2 separate regions of the Homo sapiens genome follow, and region 1 is linked to region 2. The links are chromatin loops, found by intact Hi-C in ENCODE. Cell type or tissue: B cell. All regions are shown on one strand. Each heading gives the region's core, and the rest is flanking DNA. Links, peaks and the distances in the headings are about the cores only.

Region 1 (5,000 bases), core at 1-5,000, 110 kb before region 2:
GGTCAAGGCTGCAATGAGTTATGATCGCAACACTGCCCTCCAACCCGGGCAAAGGAGCGAGACCTTTTTTCAAAATAATAATGACAATAATCATAATAAGCACAATAATAATCATGCATTTTCTTCCACAGACTTATACAGGGGACGCTGGTACACTTCAAAAGAAAATTCCAGCTGGGCACAGTGGCTCACGCCTGTAATCCCAGCACTTTGGGAGGCCGAGGTGGGTAGATCACGAGGTCAGGAGATCAAGACCATCCTAGCGAACACTGTGAAATCCCATCTCTAATAAAATACAAAAAACTTAGCTGGGCGTGGTGGCACGTGGCTGTAGTCCCAGCTGCTCAGGAGGCTGAGGCAGAGGAATCGTCTGAACCCGGGAGGTGGAGGTTGCAGTGAGCCAAAATCACACCACTGCACTCCAGCCTGGCGACAGAGCAAGACTCCATCTCACAAAAAAAAAAAAGAGAGAAAGAAAAGGAAAGAGAAAGAAAGAAAGAAAGGAAAGAAAGAAAGAAGGAAGGAAGGAAGGAAGAAAGAAAGAAAGAAAGAAAGAAAGAAAGAAAGAAAGAAAGAAAGAAAGAAAGAAAGAAAAGAAAAGAAAAGAAAAGAAATATAGGAAGAAAATTCCAGTCCTCATCTTGCTAAATGTTGGAAGAAAGATGGAGATTTAAGGAATACTGTCCAGAAGTCCCAGAGGAGATTTTAAGGCGTGAGGACACTGACCCATTTGCCCAAAGAAACAGCAAACCACGCTGAAAATGCAGAGTCCGTGTTTGAACCAGAGGAGGGCACTCAGTAAACAAACATTCCACTCCGGGAAACGGGGTAATTCTCTCCACCATCGCGTGAGAGGCCGTGCGGGCCAGAGGAAGTGACAGATAAAAACAGATTTCTAACTCAGCACAACACAACCACAGGCTCTACCTGGACGCTATGAGCTCATGTATGACTCAGACACTCATCTAGACCCACGGCCATTCCATCCTTCTGCAGCACGGACGGTTCCTACAATCTCTCCTGTGAAAAATACATCCGCCCCCCGCTTAATATCCCTTCTCTGTCCTCCTCGGCAGACCACACCCTAGCCCAAGTCATTTTTTTTTTTTAATATCAGCGTTTTGTATTCTTCTGCAAAGTGCTTATCATCAGCTGAAGCCATTTGTGCTTTGCTTTTCTGCAGTGAAGATTTCAGCATGCCGTTGGCCAGGTGCAGTGTCTCATGCCTGTGATCCCAGCACTTTGGGAGGCCGAGGGGGGAGGATTACTTGAGGCCGGAAGTTCAAGGCCAGCCTGCGCAACATGGCGAGACCCTCCCGTCTGTAAAAAGAAGAAAAAGAAAAAAATGAGCTGGGCGTGGTGGCACACACCTGTAGTCTCAGCCACTCGGGAGGGGCTGAGGCACAAGGATCGCTTGAGCCCAGGAGTTCCAGCCCGCAGTGAACTACGATTTTGCCACTGCACTCCAGCGTGGGCAACAGAGCTGGACTCTGTCTCAAAAAAAAAAAAAAAAAAAAAGAATTGTAATGATTTCCAAACAGACGTCTACCTCTTTTCTTGGAAGGATTGCTGGAGCCCGGGAATTCAGGACCGGCCTGGGCAATATAGCAAGACTCCATCCCTACAAAATAAATAAATAAATAAATAAATAAATAAATAAATAAATGAAATATAAAAAGTTAGCCAGGTGTGGTCATCTTAAGCGGGCTTTGGCCCCTGGAGGGTCTAACAATGTAATTTATCAGTCAAGAAAAGAGATGCATAAAACATAGACTCTACCTCAAAATCTGTCAATCAATCAATTACATTAAATAATATCAGCCAAGAAAAAATATATGAGAGTAAGACCCTGCCTCAAAATCAATCAATTAATTAATAACAGCCAAGAAAAGAGATGCCTAAGGCAGAGCGAGACTGTGCCTCAAAATCAATCAATTAAAGTAAATAATATCAGCCAAGAAAAGAGATGTGAAAACAGAGACCCTACCTCAAAATCAATCAATTAATTAAAGTAAATAATATCAGCCAAGAAAAAATATGTAAGAGAGACGCTGCCTCAAAATCAATCAATTAATTAATAACAGCCAAGAAAAGAGATGCCTAAGACAGAGCGAGGCTGTGCCTCAAAATCAATCAATTAATTAAAGTAAATAATATCAGCCACGAAAAAATATGTAAGAGAGACTATGCCTCAAAATCAATCAATCAATTAATTAATATCAGCCAAGAAAAGAGATGCCTAAGACAGAGCGAGACTGTGCCTCAAAATCAATCAATTAATTAAAGTAAATAATATCAGCCAAGAAAAGAGATGTGAAAACAGAGACCCTACCTCAAAATCAATCAATTAATTAAAGTAAATAATATCAGCCAAGAAAAAATATGTAAGAGAGACCCTGCCTCAAAATCAATCAATCAATTAATTAATAACAGCCAAGAAAAGAGATGCCTAAGACAGAGCGAGACTGTGCCTCAAAATCAATCAATTAATTAAAGTAAATAATATCAGCCAAGAAAAAATATGTAAGAGAGACTATGCCTCAAAATCAATGAATTAATTAATATCAGCCAAGAAAAGAGATGCCTAAGACAGAGCGAGACTGTGCCTCAAAATCAATTAATTAAAGTAAATAATATCAGCCAAGAAAAGAGATGTGAAAACAGAGACCCTACCTCAAAATCAATCAATCAATTCATTAAATAATAAGAGGCAAGAAAAGAGATGTCTAAGAGGTGGGCATATTGGGACATGCAGTATCAGTTTCAACCTCCAGGAGGGGCTGGAGAGTAAAGCTCAGTGGCAGAGACAGAAGGTGGTGGTGGCCCCGGTAAAAACTCCAGACACTGAGGTTCTGATCAGCTTCCCTGGTGGGCTGACTTGACGTCTGTCATCACACATTGATGCTAAGAGGAGGGAACAGCACCCGTGAGTCCTTGGGGAGAGGACAATGGAAGCTGTGGGTCTCAGCTCCTCCTTGACTCTCTCTTGTACATCTCTTTGCTTGGCTGATGTTACTTAATTAAATTAATTCATTGATTGATTTTCAGGCAGGGTCTCACTCTGTCTTAGGCATGTCTTTTCTTCGCTGATATTATTTAACTTAATAATTGATTGATTGATTGATTTTGAGGTAGGGTCTCTGTTTTATGCATCTCTTTCCTTGACTGATATTATTTGTTTAATTGATTAATTGTTTGGTTTCGAGCAGGGTCTCACTCTCTTATACATCTCTTTTCTTGCCTGATATTATTTAATTTAATTAATTGATTGATTGATTTTGAGGTAGGGTCTCTGTTTTACGCATCTCTTTTCTTGGCTGATATTACTTACTTTAATTGATTGATTTTGAGGCACAGTCTCCCTCTGTCTTAGGCATCTCTTTTCTTGGCTGATATTATTTAATTTAATTAATTGATTGATTTTGAGGTAGGGTCTGTTTTATGCATCTCTTTCCTTGACTGATATTATTTATTTAAGTGATTAATCGGTTGGTTTCGAACAGGGTTTCACTCTCTTATACATCTCTTTTCTTGCCTGATATTTAATTTAATTAATTGATTGATTGATTTTGAGGTAGGGTCTCTGTTTTACGCATCTCTTTTCTTGGCTGATATTTTTACTTGAATTGATTGATTTTGAGGCACACTCTCGCTCTGTCTTAGGCATCTCTTTTCTTGGCTGATATTATTTAATTTAATTAATTGATTGATTGATTTTGAGGTAGGGTCTCTGTTTTATGAATCTCTTTCCTTGACTGATATTATTTGTTTAATTGATTAATCGGTTGGTTTCGAGCAGGGTTTTGCTCTCTTATACATCTCTTTTCTTGCCTGATATTTAATTTAATTTAATTAATTGATTGATTGATTTTGAGGTAGGGTCTCTGTTTTCACATCTCTTTTCTTGGCTGATATTATTTACTTTAATTGATTGATTTTGAGGCACAGTCTCGCTCTGTCTTAGGCATCTCTTTTCTTGGCTGATATTAATTAATTGATTGATTTTGAGGCAGGGTCTCTCTTACATATTTTTTCTTGGCTGATATTAGTTAATTAATTGATTGATTGATTTTGAGGTAGGGTCTCTGTTTTACACATCTCTTTTCTTGGCTGATATTATTTACTTTAATTAATTGATTGATTTTGAGGCACAGTCTCGCTCTGTCTTAGGCATCTCTTTTCTTGGCTGTTATTAATTAATTGATTGATTGATTTTGAGGCAGGGTCTCACTCTCATATATTTTTTCTTGGCTGATATTATTTACTTTAATTGATTGATAGATTTTGAGGTAGAGTCTGTTTTATGCATCTCTTTTCTTGGCTGATATTATTTAATTAATTAATTAATTAATTGATTTTGAGTAGGGTCTCACTCTCTTATCCACCTCTTTTCTTGACTGATATTATTTAATTCAATTAATTGCTTGATTGTGAGGTAAGGTCTCACTCTGTCTTAGGCATCCTTTTTCTTGGCTGATATTGATTGATTGATTTTGAGCAAGGTCTCACTCTGTCTTAGGCATCATTTTTCTTGGCTGACATTATTTAATATAATTAATTAATTGATTTTCAGGCGGGGTCTCACTCATACTTCACTTTCCTTAGCTAATATTATTTAATTTAATTAATTAATTGACTTTAAGGTAGGGTCTCTGTTTTATGCATCTCTTTTCTTCCTGATATTAATTAATTGATTGATTGATTTTTGAGTCAAGGTCTCACTCTGTTACCCAGGCTTGAGTGCAGTGACGCAATTACAGCTCACTACAGTCTCGACCTCTGGGGCTCAAGCAGTCTTCCTAACTCGGCCTCCTGAGTAGCTGGGATGACAGACGTGCACCACCGTCCCTGGCTAATTTTTTATTTTTTGTAGAGATGAGGTCTCGCTCTGTTGGCCAGGCTGGTCTCAAACTCCTGGGCTCAAGCGGTCCTCCCACCTCGACCTTCCAACGTGTTGGGATTACAGGCATGAGCCACTGTGCCCAGCTTGGCTGATTTTA
Region 2 (10,797 bases), core at 3,552-8,551:
CACGTCCAACCACCTAAACACTGATCCATCCATCCACCCACCCACTTATCCATCCATCCATCCATCCATCCATCCATCCATCCATCCATCCATCCATCCACACACCCATACACCTATTCATCTATCCAGCCACCCATCTATCCATCTACCCATCCATCTACCCATCCTCATCCATTCATCATACATCCATTCACCCATCCTCCCACTCATCCATCTATCCACCCATCCATCCACTCACACGTCCATCCACCTAAACACTGATCCATCCATCCACCCACCCACTTATCCATCCATCCATCCATCCATCCATCCACACACCCATACACCTATTCATCTATCCAGCCACCCATCTATCCATCCACCCATCCATCTACCCATCCTCATCCATTCATCCTCCATCCACTCACCCATCCTCCCACTCATCCATCTATTCACCCTCCCATCCACCCACCCATCCACCTACTCATCTATTCATCCACCCATCCATACACCCACCCATCCATCTACCCATCAACCCATCCATTCATCCACCCACACATCCACCTATCTAAACACTGATCCATACATCCACCCATTCACCCACCTACCCACCCATTCACAAACCCGCCTACCATTCATCCACCCATCCACCCTCCCATCCACCCACCCATCCATCCACTCATCCATGCATCCGTCCATCCACCCACTCATCCATCTATCCACCCATCCATCCACCCACCCATCCACCTACTCATCTATACATCCACCAATCCATCTACCCATCAACCATCAATGCATCCACCCACATATCCACCTATCTAAACACTGATCCATCCATCCACCCATCCACCCACCCACCCACTCACCCATTCACAAACCCACCCACCATTCATCCACCCACCCATCCATCTACCCATCCCCATCCATTCATCATCCATCCACCCACCCATCCACCCAGTCATCCATCTATCCACCCATACATCCACCTACTCATCTATACATCCACCCATCCATCTACCCATCAATCCATCCATTCATCCACCCACACATCCACCTATCTAAACACTGATCCATCAATCCACCCATTCACCCACCTACCCACCCATTCACAAACCCACCTACCATTCATCCACCCACCCACCCATCCATCCACCCATCCATGCATCCATCCATTCACCCAGTCATCCACCTACTCATCCATACATCCACCCATCCATCTACCCATCAACTCATCCATTCATCCACCCACACATCCATCTATCTAAACACTGATCCATCCACCCACCCATCCACCCACCCACCCACTCACCCATTCAGAAACCCATCCACCATTCATCCACCCATGCATCCATCTACCCATCCCCATCCATTCATCATCCATCCAACCCCCCATCCACCCACTCATCCATCTATTCACCCATCCGTCCACGCACCCATCTACCTACTCATCTATCCATCTACCTACTCATCTATCCATCCACCCACCCATCCATCCACCCATCCATCTACCTACTCATCTATCCATCCACCCACCCATCCATCCACCCATCCATCTACCCATCAACCCATCAATTCATCCACCCACACTTCCAGTTATCTAAACACTAATCCATCCATCCACCCATCCACCCACCCACTCACCCATTCACAAACCCACCTACCATTCATCCACCCATCCACCCTCCCACCCACCCCCATCCATCCACCCACCCATCCGCCCACCCATGCACTCATCCACTCACCCGCCCATCCATCTACCCATCCACATCCATTCATCATCCATCCACCAACCCATCCACCCACTCATCCATCTAGCCACTCATCCATCCACCCACCCATCCACCTACTCATCTATACATCCACCCATCCATCTACCCATCAACCCATCAATTCATCCACCCACACATCTATCCACCTAAACACTGATCTATCCATCCACACATCCACCCACCCACCCACCATTCATCCACACATCCACCCTCCCACCCATCCACCCATCCATGCATTCATCCATACATCCTCCCATCCATCTACCCATCAACCCATCCATTCATCCACCCACACATCCTATCTAAACACTGATCCAGCCATCCACCCACTCACCCACCTACCCACCCATTCACAAACCCACCTACCATTCATCCGCACACCCACCCTCCCACCCACCCACCCATCCACCCATCCATCCACCCACCCATCTGCCCACCCATGCACTCATCCACTCACCCACCCATCCATCCATCCACCCACCCATGTACCCATTCATCCACCCATCTATGCATCTACCCATCCATCCACCCACCCATCCATCCATTTATTCATCCATCTACCCATCCATCCACTCTCGTCTCTGTCTTCATCTTTCCATGCCTTCTCTCTGTGTCTGTGCCTAAATTTCTCTTTCTCCTAAGGACGCCAGTGAATTTTATTAGGGCCTCTCCCTACTCTATTATGACCACATTTTGACTTCACTAATGACATAGACGCAGACCCTATTTCTAAGTAAGAAATGGCCATAATACCGAGAGTATCAGCCAGGGTGTGGCCCACGACAACTTCCTTCTACGTAATCAAAGTAGGTAATTGAAGCCAGCGTCTGTTTTGTCTTCCAAATCCACAGCTCCAACAGAGTGCCATTTGCTGTCTTTGGGGTTGAGGGCCTCCTGAGGCAGCCCTATCAAAAGAACCACAAACTGGGTGGTGCAAACACCCCCAGAAAACAGAAAGGAGAGCAGACGACAAGCACGGGGCTGGCTTGTGGTTCCTTAGGGCTGGGGCCTCTCACTCCCCTGTGTGTTCAACAGCTGGGACAGCCCCCAGCACTCAGGAAAGAGGGGTGGTTATAGCCAGAAGACAATAGCTGGCAAAAAAGGGTCTGTCACCGGCATGCAATCCCTGCTGCCCACGAGGAGATGCCTTTTGTCTATTTCTCATCCCAACCCTGTAAGGTCCACCCGGAACAAGACTGTAGTGATCACTGCACTCAGCATCTGAACCCTTTAGAAAGGGGTTCCCAGGGCTGGGAATGAGGGAAGAGCAGCTTTATGCACAATAGCCAAGAATCAGGAACACGCCAGGCGCGGTGGCTCACACCTGTCATCCCAGCACTTTGGGAGGCCGAGGCGGGCAGATCATGGGAGGTCAGGAGTTTGAGACCAGCCTGGCCAACATGATGAAAGCTTGTCGCTACTAAAATTATTAAAAAAAAAAAATGGGCTGGGTGTGATGGCTCGTGCCTGTAATCCCAGCACTTTGGGAGGCCGAGGAGGGTGGATCATACATCAGAGGTCAGGAGTTTGAGACCAGCCTGGCCAACATGATGAAACCCCGTCGTTACTAAAATTACAAAAAAAAAAAAAAAAAAAAAATGGGCTGGGCGCGGTGGCTCACGTCTGTAGTCCCAGCACTTTGGGAGACTGAGGAGGGTGGATCACCTGAGGTCAGCAGTTCACAACCAGCCTGGCCAACATGGTGAAACCCTGTCTCTACTAAAAATACAAAAATTAGCTGGGTGCGGTGATGCATGCCTGTAGTCCCAGCTACTCCAGAGGCTGAGGCAGGAAAATTGCTTGAACCGGGGAAGCGGAGGTTGCCGAGAGCCGAGATCACACCATTGCACTCCAGCCTGGGCAAAAAGAGCGAAACTCCCTCTCAAAAAAAAAATTACAAAAAAATTAGCCAGGCGTGGTGGCAGGTTCCTGTAGCCCCAGCTACTTGGGAGGCTGAGGCAGGAGAATTGCTTGAACCCAGGAGGCGGAGGTTGCACTGAGCCAAGATCGCACCACTACACTCCAGCCTGGGCAACAGAGCAAGACTCCATCTCAAAAAAAAAAAAAAAAATCAGAAAGAACAAAAATGTCCATCCACAGGAGAATGAATAAACAGAATGTGGTCTATCCACACAGTAGACTATTATGCACCCACTGAAAGGACTCAAGCTCTGACCCAGGCTGCAGCGTGGATGAACTTTGAAGACCCCTGGCTCAGTGACAGAAGCTAGACACAAAAGACCACATATTGTAGAATTTTATTCTTATAAAATATCTAGAATAGGCAGATCCACAGAGACAGGAAGCAGATTTGAGGTTCACAGGGGCTGGGGACAGGAACGAACAGGATTAGCAGTTGTGGGGTTCTGAAGGGTTTTTGTTTTGTTTTGAGATGGAGTTTTGCTTTTGTTGCCCAGGCTGGAGTGCAATGGTGTGATCTCGGCTCACTGCAACCTCTGCCCCCTACCCAGGTTCAAGCGATTCTCCTGCCTTAGCCTCTGGAGTAGCTGGGATTACAGGCATGTGCCACAACACCCGGTTAATTTTTTTTGTATTTTTAGTAGAGACAGGGTTTCACCATGTTGGGAAGGCTGGTCTTGAACTCCTGACCTCAGGTGATCCACCTGCCTCGGCCTCCCAAAGTGATGGGATTACAGACGTGAGTCACCGCGCCTGGCCCATTTGTTTTTGTTTGTTTGTTTGTTTAATTTTAGTAACAACAGGATTTCACCATGTTGGCCAGGCTGGTCTCGAACTCCTGACCTCAGGTGATCCACCTGCCTCGGCCTCCCAAAGTGCTGGAATTACAGGTGTGAGCCATGATGCCCGGCCAGGTCCTGAGTTTTGTTTAGGGATAAAAATGGTTCTGGAATTGCATTATGGTGTTGTTTGCACATCTGTGAATATATTAAAAACCATTGAACTGTATGAATGAGTGAAAGCTTATGGTACGTAACTCACGTCTTGGTAAAGCTGTTTTTTTGTTTGTTGGTTTTGTTTTGTTTTGAGACAGAGTCTCGCTCTGTTGCCCAGGCTGGATGGAGTACAGTGGTGCGATCTCGGCTCACTGCAAGCTCCGCCTCCCGGGTTCAGGCCATTCTCCTGCCTCAGCCTCCCGAGTAGCTGGGACTCGCCACCATGCCACCACGCCCGGCTAATTTTTTTGTTTTTTTGTTTTTTTAGTAGAGATGGGGTTTCACCGTGTTAGCCAGGATGGTCTTGATCTCCTGACCTCGTGATCTGCCCACCTCGGCCTTCCAAAGTGCTGGGATTACAGGTGTGAGCCACCGTGCCCGGCTGGCAAAGCTGTTTTAAGAAGAAATAAGTGAGAGGGCTGGAGGAGATACACACAGACCCTCAAGAGGAGAGAAACATTGCTGGATGCATTGCTGCCAGACAGGTGTGCATTTACCTGCAAAGCATAAGAAAAAGGGTCCAACCTGGCCAGGTGCAGTGGCTCACGACTGTCATCCCAGCACTTTAGGAGGCCGGGGCTGGTGGCTCACCTGAGGTCAGGAATTCAAGACCAGCCTGGTTAACATGGTGAAACTCTTTTTGGGGCTACAAAAAGTAAAAAATCAGCCAGGCGTGGTGGTGCATGCATGTAATCCCAGCTACTCAGGAGGCTGAGGCAGGAGAATCGCTTGAAGCAGGGAGACAGAGGTTGCAGTGAGCCGAGATCACGCCATTGCATTCCAGCCTGGATGACAGACTGCGAAAAGAAAAGAGGGGAGAGGGGAGAGGAAAGGAGAGGAGAGAGGGAAGGAGAGGAGAGAGGGAAGGAGAGGAGAGAGGGAAGGAGAGGAGAGAGGGAAGGAGAGGAGAGAGGGAAGGGGAGAGGGAAGGAGAGGGGAGAGGGAAGGAGAAGGAAGGGGAGGGGAGAGGGGAGAGGGAAGGGGAGGGGAGAGGGGAGAGGGAAGGAGAGGGGAGAGGGGAGAGGGGAGAGGGGAGAGGGGAGAGGGGAGAGGAGAGAGGGAAGGGGAGGGGAGAGGGGAGAGGGAAGGAGAGGGAAGGGGAGGGGAGAGGGGAGAGGGAAGGGGAGGGGAGAGGGGAGAGGGAAGGGGAGGGGTGAGGGGAGAGGGAAGGGGAGGGGTGAGGGGAGAGGGAAGGGGAGGGGAGAGGGGAGAGGGAGAGGGGAGAGGGGAGAGGGGAGAGGGGAGAGAGGAGAGAGGAGAGAGGAGAGGAGGGTCCCACCTACAGCCCCTGAGCGCCCACCTGTGGTCTGTCCGTTGCTTCAGACAATTCAGTGCCCAGAAATTTCTGGACAGCCACCTCTGCAGGCCAGACACCGCCAAGAACAACCGTTGTGCTGATTTTCTAAAATTTCCATCCTGCCCGCTGAGCCCCGGCGGGGCCCAAACCGCAAGCCTGTGCCTCCTGTGTCAGGGCAGCTGGCATCAGTTAGAGGTAATTTCTTGATTAGTCATGCGCGTTCCTCAGCAGTCCTGGCTGTCTGTCTTCCCCGGGGGCTGTCCGGTGGCCACAGGGCACAGACTCGAAATGGCAACAGATCTGGCTGCCAAGAGGCTGCTTGCTGGATCCCCAGACCACACAGGTACAGACACGAGGGTGGCCGGGTGAGGCCGCCACCGTAGGACTTTCAACAGCACGTGGTGTTTAAATGTGTGCGAGGCACTGCTGCCTACGTGGAGAGTTAAAGCAACAAATTCCAGCCCAGGTGTGTTGCTCACACCTGTAATCCCAATGCTTTGGGAGGCCGAGGCAGGAGGATTGCTTGAGGCCAGGAGTTTGAGACCAGCCTGGGCAACATAGCCAAACCCCATGTCTACAGAAAATAAAAATATTAGCTGGGCAGGGTGGCATGCACCTGCAGTCCCAGGTACTCAGGAGGATTGCTTGAGGCCAGGAGTTTGAGACCAGCCTGGGAAATGTAGCAAAACTGTGTATCTATAAAAAATAAAAATGTTAGCTGGGCACGGAGGTACTGTCACCTGTAGTCCCAGCTACTCAGGAGGCTGAGGCAGGAGGATTGCTTGAGGCCAGGAGTTTGAGACCAGCCTGGGAAACATAGCAAAACTCTGTATCTACAAAAAATAAAAATATTAGCTGGGCGTGGTTGTACTCTCACCTGTAGTCCCAACTACTCAGGAGGCTGAGGCAGGAGGATTGCTTGAGGCCAGGCGTTGGAGGCTGCAGTGAGTTACGTTTGCACTACTGCCCTCCAGCCTGGGCAACAAGGCAAGACCCCATATCTATAAAACAAACAAACAAAAGAACAATTCCAGGGCACCCCTGTTTCCAGCTCTGTCCACTTTACATTCTCAAAATAAAAGTAGTGTCCCTTTGACAGACACTTTTTCATCACCAGCTCATGGATAAAGCGTCTCTCCTTCCAGACGTCCCCCACGGCCACACCAAGCGGAACCCAAAGAAGGAAGGGTCTGCTTTTCCTCCTGAAGCCATAGGTGGCTGGAGGTGCCCAGCTGGCCGTGGGGAGCGGTGCTGACTCGTGCATAACTGTAGGTTTCACACCTGGGCACGGACCGGCGGGTCAGAAAACTTCTCCCTGAAACTGAAACGAAAACTCCGGGCCATTTTAAAGCCAGCTTGAGGAAGCTGTTTGTAGAGCAGTTGGTAAGAAGTCGCAGGTCTCCTCTGGAGGAAGAAAGAGCAGGGAGGAGCCGTGGGTTGACGCGGGTGTTAAAAGCTGGAAAGACTTTGGAGGCTGCGGGTTGGTCTCCTGGCACTCGGAGTGTGTGTTTTCTGCTGATAGACACTTTGTGGGTGGATGCCCCTGAGATGAGAGGACTCATACCCAGACTAATACTGCCAGGGTGTCAAGAATTCCCATTAAGACCACCCTGGGGGCTGACGGTGGCTTTGTGGTTTCCGTCCACGGGGGACACTGAGTCTTGAGGTTTGTATGACAATGCATTCAACCTGCCCAGGGGAGCCACAGCCCCACTGTGGATCATCTAAGAGTCTCAGCCTCTGACGTGGGCCGAGGTCTCCAATGACCTCCCTGATCCAAGGAAGGACGGGAGGGAGGGAGGGCGGGAAGGAAGGAAGGAAGGAAGGAAGGAGGGAAGAAGAGAAGGAAGGAGAGAGGAGGAAGGAAGAAGAAAGGGGAGAAGACAGGAAAGAAGAAAAGAATGACACAGGGTGAAGAAAGGAGGCAGAGAGGGAGGGAAGGAAGGAGGAGAGGGAAGGAGGAACTAAGGGAGGGAGGGAGGGAGGAGACAGCAGGCCCTGCTAAAGCATCTCCCCCGCCTTGGTCCCCGGGGAGCGGCGCTCAGGAGCCCTCCCGGCAGCCGCCTCTTTACCTGCGCCCCTGACCCGTACACCCTTCCCTCCTTCCCTTGCAGAGCCCGGGCGAGGACCCCTCCAGGATGCAGGTCCCGAACAGCACCGGCCCGGACAACGCGACGCTGCAGATGCTGCGGAACCCGGCGATCGCGGTGGCCCTGCCCGTGGTGTACTCGCTGGTGGCGGCGGTCAGCATCCCGGGCAACCTCTTCTCTCTGTGGGTGCTGTGCCGGCGCATGGGGCCCAGATCCCCGTCGGTCATCTTCATGATCAACCTGAGCGTCACGGACCTGATGCTGGCCAGCGTGTTGCCTTTCCAAATCTACTACCATTGCAACCGCCACCACTGGGTATTCGGGGTGCTGCTTTGCAACGTGGTGACCGTGGCCTTTTACGCAAACATGTATTCCAGCATCCTCACCATGACCTGTATCAGCGTGGAGCGCTTCCTGGGGGTCCTGTACCCGCTCAGCTCCAAGCGCTGGCGCCGCCGTCGTTACGCGGTGGCCGCGTGTGCAGGGACCTGGCTGCTGCTCCTGACCGCCCTGTCCCCGCTGGCGCGCACCGATCTCACCTACCCGGTGCACGCCCTGGGCATCATCACCTGCTTCGACGTCCTCAAGTGGACGATGCTCCCCAGCGTGGCCATGTGGGCCGTGTTCCTCTTCACCATCTTCATCCTGCTGTTCCTCATCCCGTTCGTGATCACCGTGGCTTGTTACACGGCCACCATCCTCAAGCTGTTGCGCACGGAGGAGGCGCACGGCCGGGAGCAGCGGAGGCGCGCGGTGGGCCTGGCCGCGGTGGTCTTGCTGGCCTTTGTCACCTGCTTCGCCCCCAACAACTTCGTGCTCCTGGCGCACATCGTGAGCCGCCTGTTCTACGGCAAGAGCTACTACCACGTGTACAAGCTCACGCTGTGTCTCAGCTGCCTCAACAACTGTCTGGACCCGTTTGTTTATTACTTTGCGTCCCGGGAATTCCAGCTGCGCCTGCGGGAATATTTGGGCTGCCGCCGGGTGCCCAGAGACACCCTGGACACGCGCCGCGAGAGCCTCTTCTCCGCCAGGACCACGTCCGTGCGCTCCGAGGCCGGTGCGCACCCTGAAGGGATGGAGGGAGCCACCAGGCCCGGCCTCCAGAGGCAGGAGAGTGTGTTCTGAGTCCCGGGGGCGCAGCTTGGAGAGCCGGGGGCGCAGCTTGGAGATCCAGGGGCGCATGGAGAGGCCACGGTGCCAGAGGTTCAGGGAGAACAGCTGCGTTGCTCCCAGGCACTGCAGAGGCCCGGTGGGGAAGGGTCTCCAGGCTTTATTCCTCCCAGGCACTGCAGAGGCACCGGTGAGGAAGGGTCTCCAGGCTTCACTCAGGGTAGAGAAACAAGCAAAGCCCAGCAGCGCACAGGGTGCTTGTTATCCTGCAGAGGGTGCCTCTGCCTCTCTGTGTCAGGGGACAGCTTGTGTCACCACGCCCGGCTAATTTTTGTATTTTTTTTAGTAGAGCTGGGCTGTCACCCCCGAGCTCCTTAGACACTCCTCACACCTGTCCATACCCGAGGGTGGATATTCAACCAGCCCCACCGCCTACCCGACTCGGTTTCTGGATATCCTCCGTGGGCGAACTGCGAGCCCCATTCCCAGCTCTTCTCCCTGCTGACATCGTCCCTTAGTTGTGGTTCTGGCCTTCTCCATTCTCCTCCAGGGGTTCTGGTCTCCGTAGCCCGGTGCACGCCGAAATTTCTGTTTATTTCACTCAGGGGCACTGTGGTTGCTGTGGTTGGAATTCTTCTTTCAGAGGAGCGCCTGGGGCTCCTGCAAGTCAGCTACTCTCCGTGCCCACTTCCCCCCACACACACACCCCACCCTGTTGCTGACCAAGGTGATTTTTGGCACATTTGTTCTGGCCTGGCTTGGTGGGACCCCACCCCTATTCTGCTTCTGTGAGTCCCTGATAGAGAAGGAGGTCCCATCAGGCCCCTGGAACACACTCAGGCTTCCCTGACTCAGGACAAGGACCACGGGAGGCCCAGGTGCGGAAAGGAGGCTCCGTGAGATGGGGTCCAGCCCATCCCAACACAAGGGTGCAGCTTGATTCGGGAGTTCCCCACCTCCTGCCCATTCTCCGCGTCCTTTTACCCCATGGAGAGCCTCAGCCATGGCAAGTCCATCTGGAGTCCAGGAAGCAGGCAACTGGCCTGACCCATGAGACCGTTTGGAGACCAAGCAGCAGATGCAGGTGTGGACCCCAGGAACCTACAGGGGTGTCAGCCGCTGAGCCCCCTCCCTGCTGTGTGGGTGGTGAGCAGGCTGGGTCTTTGTCTGTCTTCTTCTACACGGCATGTGCCTGCACCAGCCCCAACACCTGAGCTGGTTTAGCGCAAAGAAGAGCTCTGACTCTCCAGGGGTGCTGGGACATCACGTGGAATTGGATCCCAGGCTCTCTTGGGCGAGAAAGACCATTCTGGAGGTGGGAGTGGGAGAGCTGCCTGTCTGCCCACGGGCTCTGCGTCTCCGCAGTGGGTGGCCTTGGATGCCCGGCCCCTCCCTTTCTGTGCACTGGGGACGCTGATGGAGGCTGAAGCTGCTGTTCGGAGGCCCTCTATTGGTGCCTCTCTCCTGCCGTCATCACTATGGCAGGAAAACAGAGATGGTTTAGTAATGAATTATCATTCCCAAACCCGTGTCCACCTGGAACATCAGGATGGGACCATGTTTGAAAATCGGGTCTTTCCAAATGTAATTAAGTAAGGCGAGGCCATACTGCATTTACAATGGGCCCAATCCAG

The links. Hi-C counts contacts between places; a loop is a spot of excess contacts. Peaks named below come from ENCODE experiments on the same cell type or tissue, not always from the same donor. Only the 100,000 strongest peaks of a DNase experiment are listed, where the experiment ranks them.
Region 1: it touches region 2 in a loop (4-fold over the local background); 92 of 110 quality-filtered maps call a loop at or near these places.

Annotation. Positions count from the first base shown.
Region 1 is chrX:1,579,127-1,584,126 of GRCh38, reverse strand. No RefSeq gene overlaps it. Among named protein-coding and RNA genes, the nearest start is that of AKAP17A, 10 kb to the left of the region's middle. In B cell, for the core only: a CTCF peak has its summit at 2,755; DNase peaks (open chromatin) are centred at 846 and 2,806; H3K27ac peaks cover 33 bases.
Region 2 is chrX:1,463,860-1,474,656 of GRCh38, reverse strand. It overlaps P2RY8 (P2Y receptor family member 8), which reads left to right. Exons shown (of 2, transcript NM_178129.5): 2 at 8,075-10,797. The coding sequence starts at 8,099. The coding sequence ends at 9,178. Among named protein-coding and RNA genes, the nearest start is that of ASMTL, 16 kb to the right of the region's middle. RefSeq lists an enhancer at 7,661-8,161. In B cell, for the core only: a CTCF peak has its summit at 6,034; DNase peaks (open chromatin) are centred at 6,146, 7,276 and 8,472; H3K4me3 peaks cover 848 bases; H3K27ac peaks cover 2,317 bases.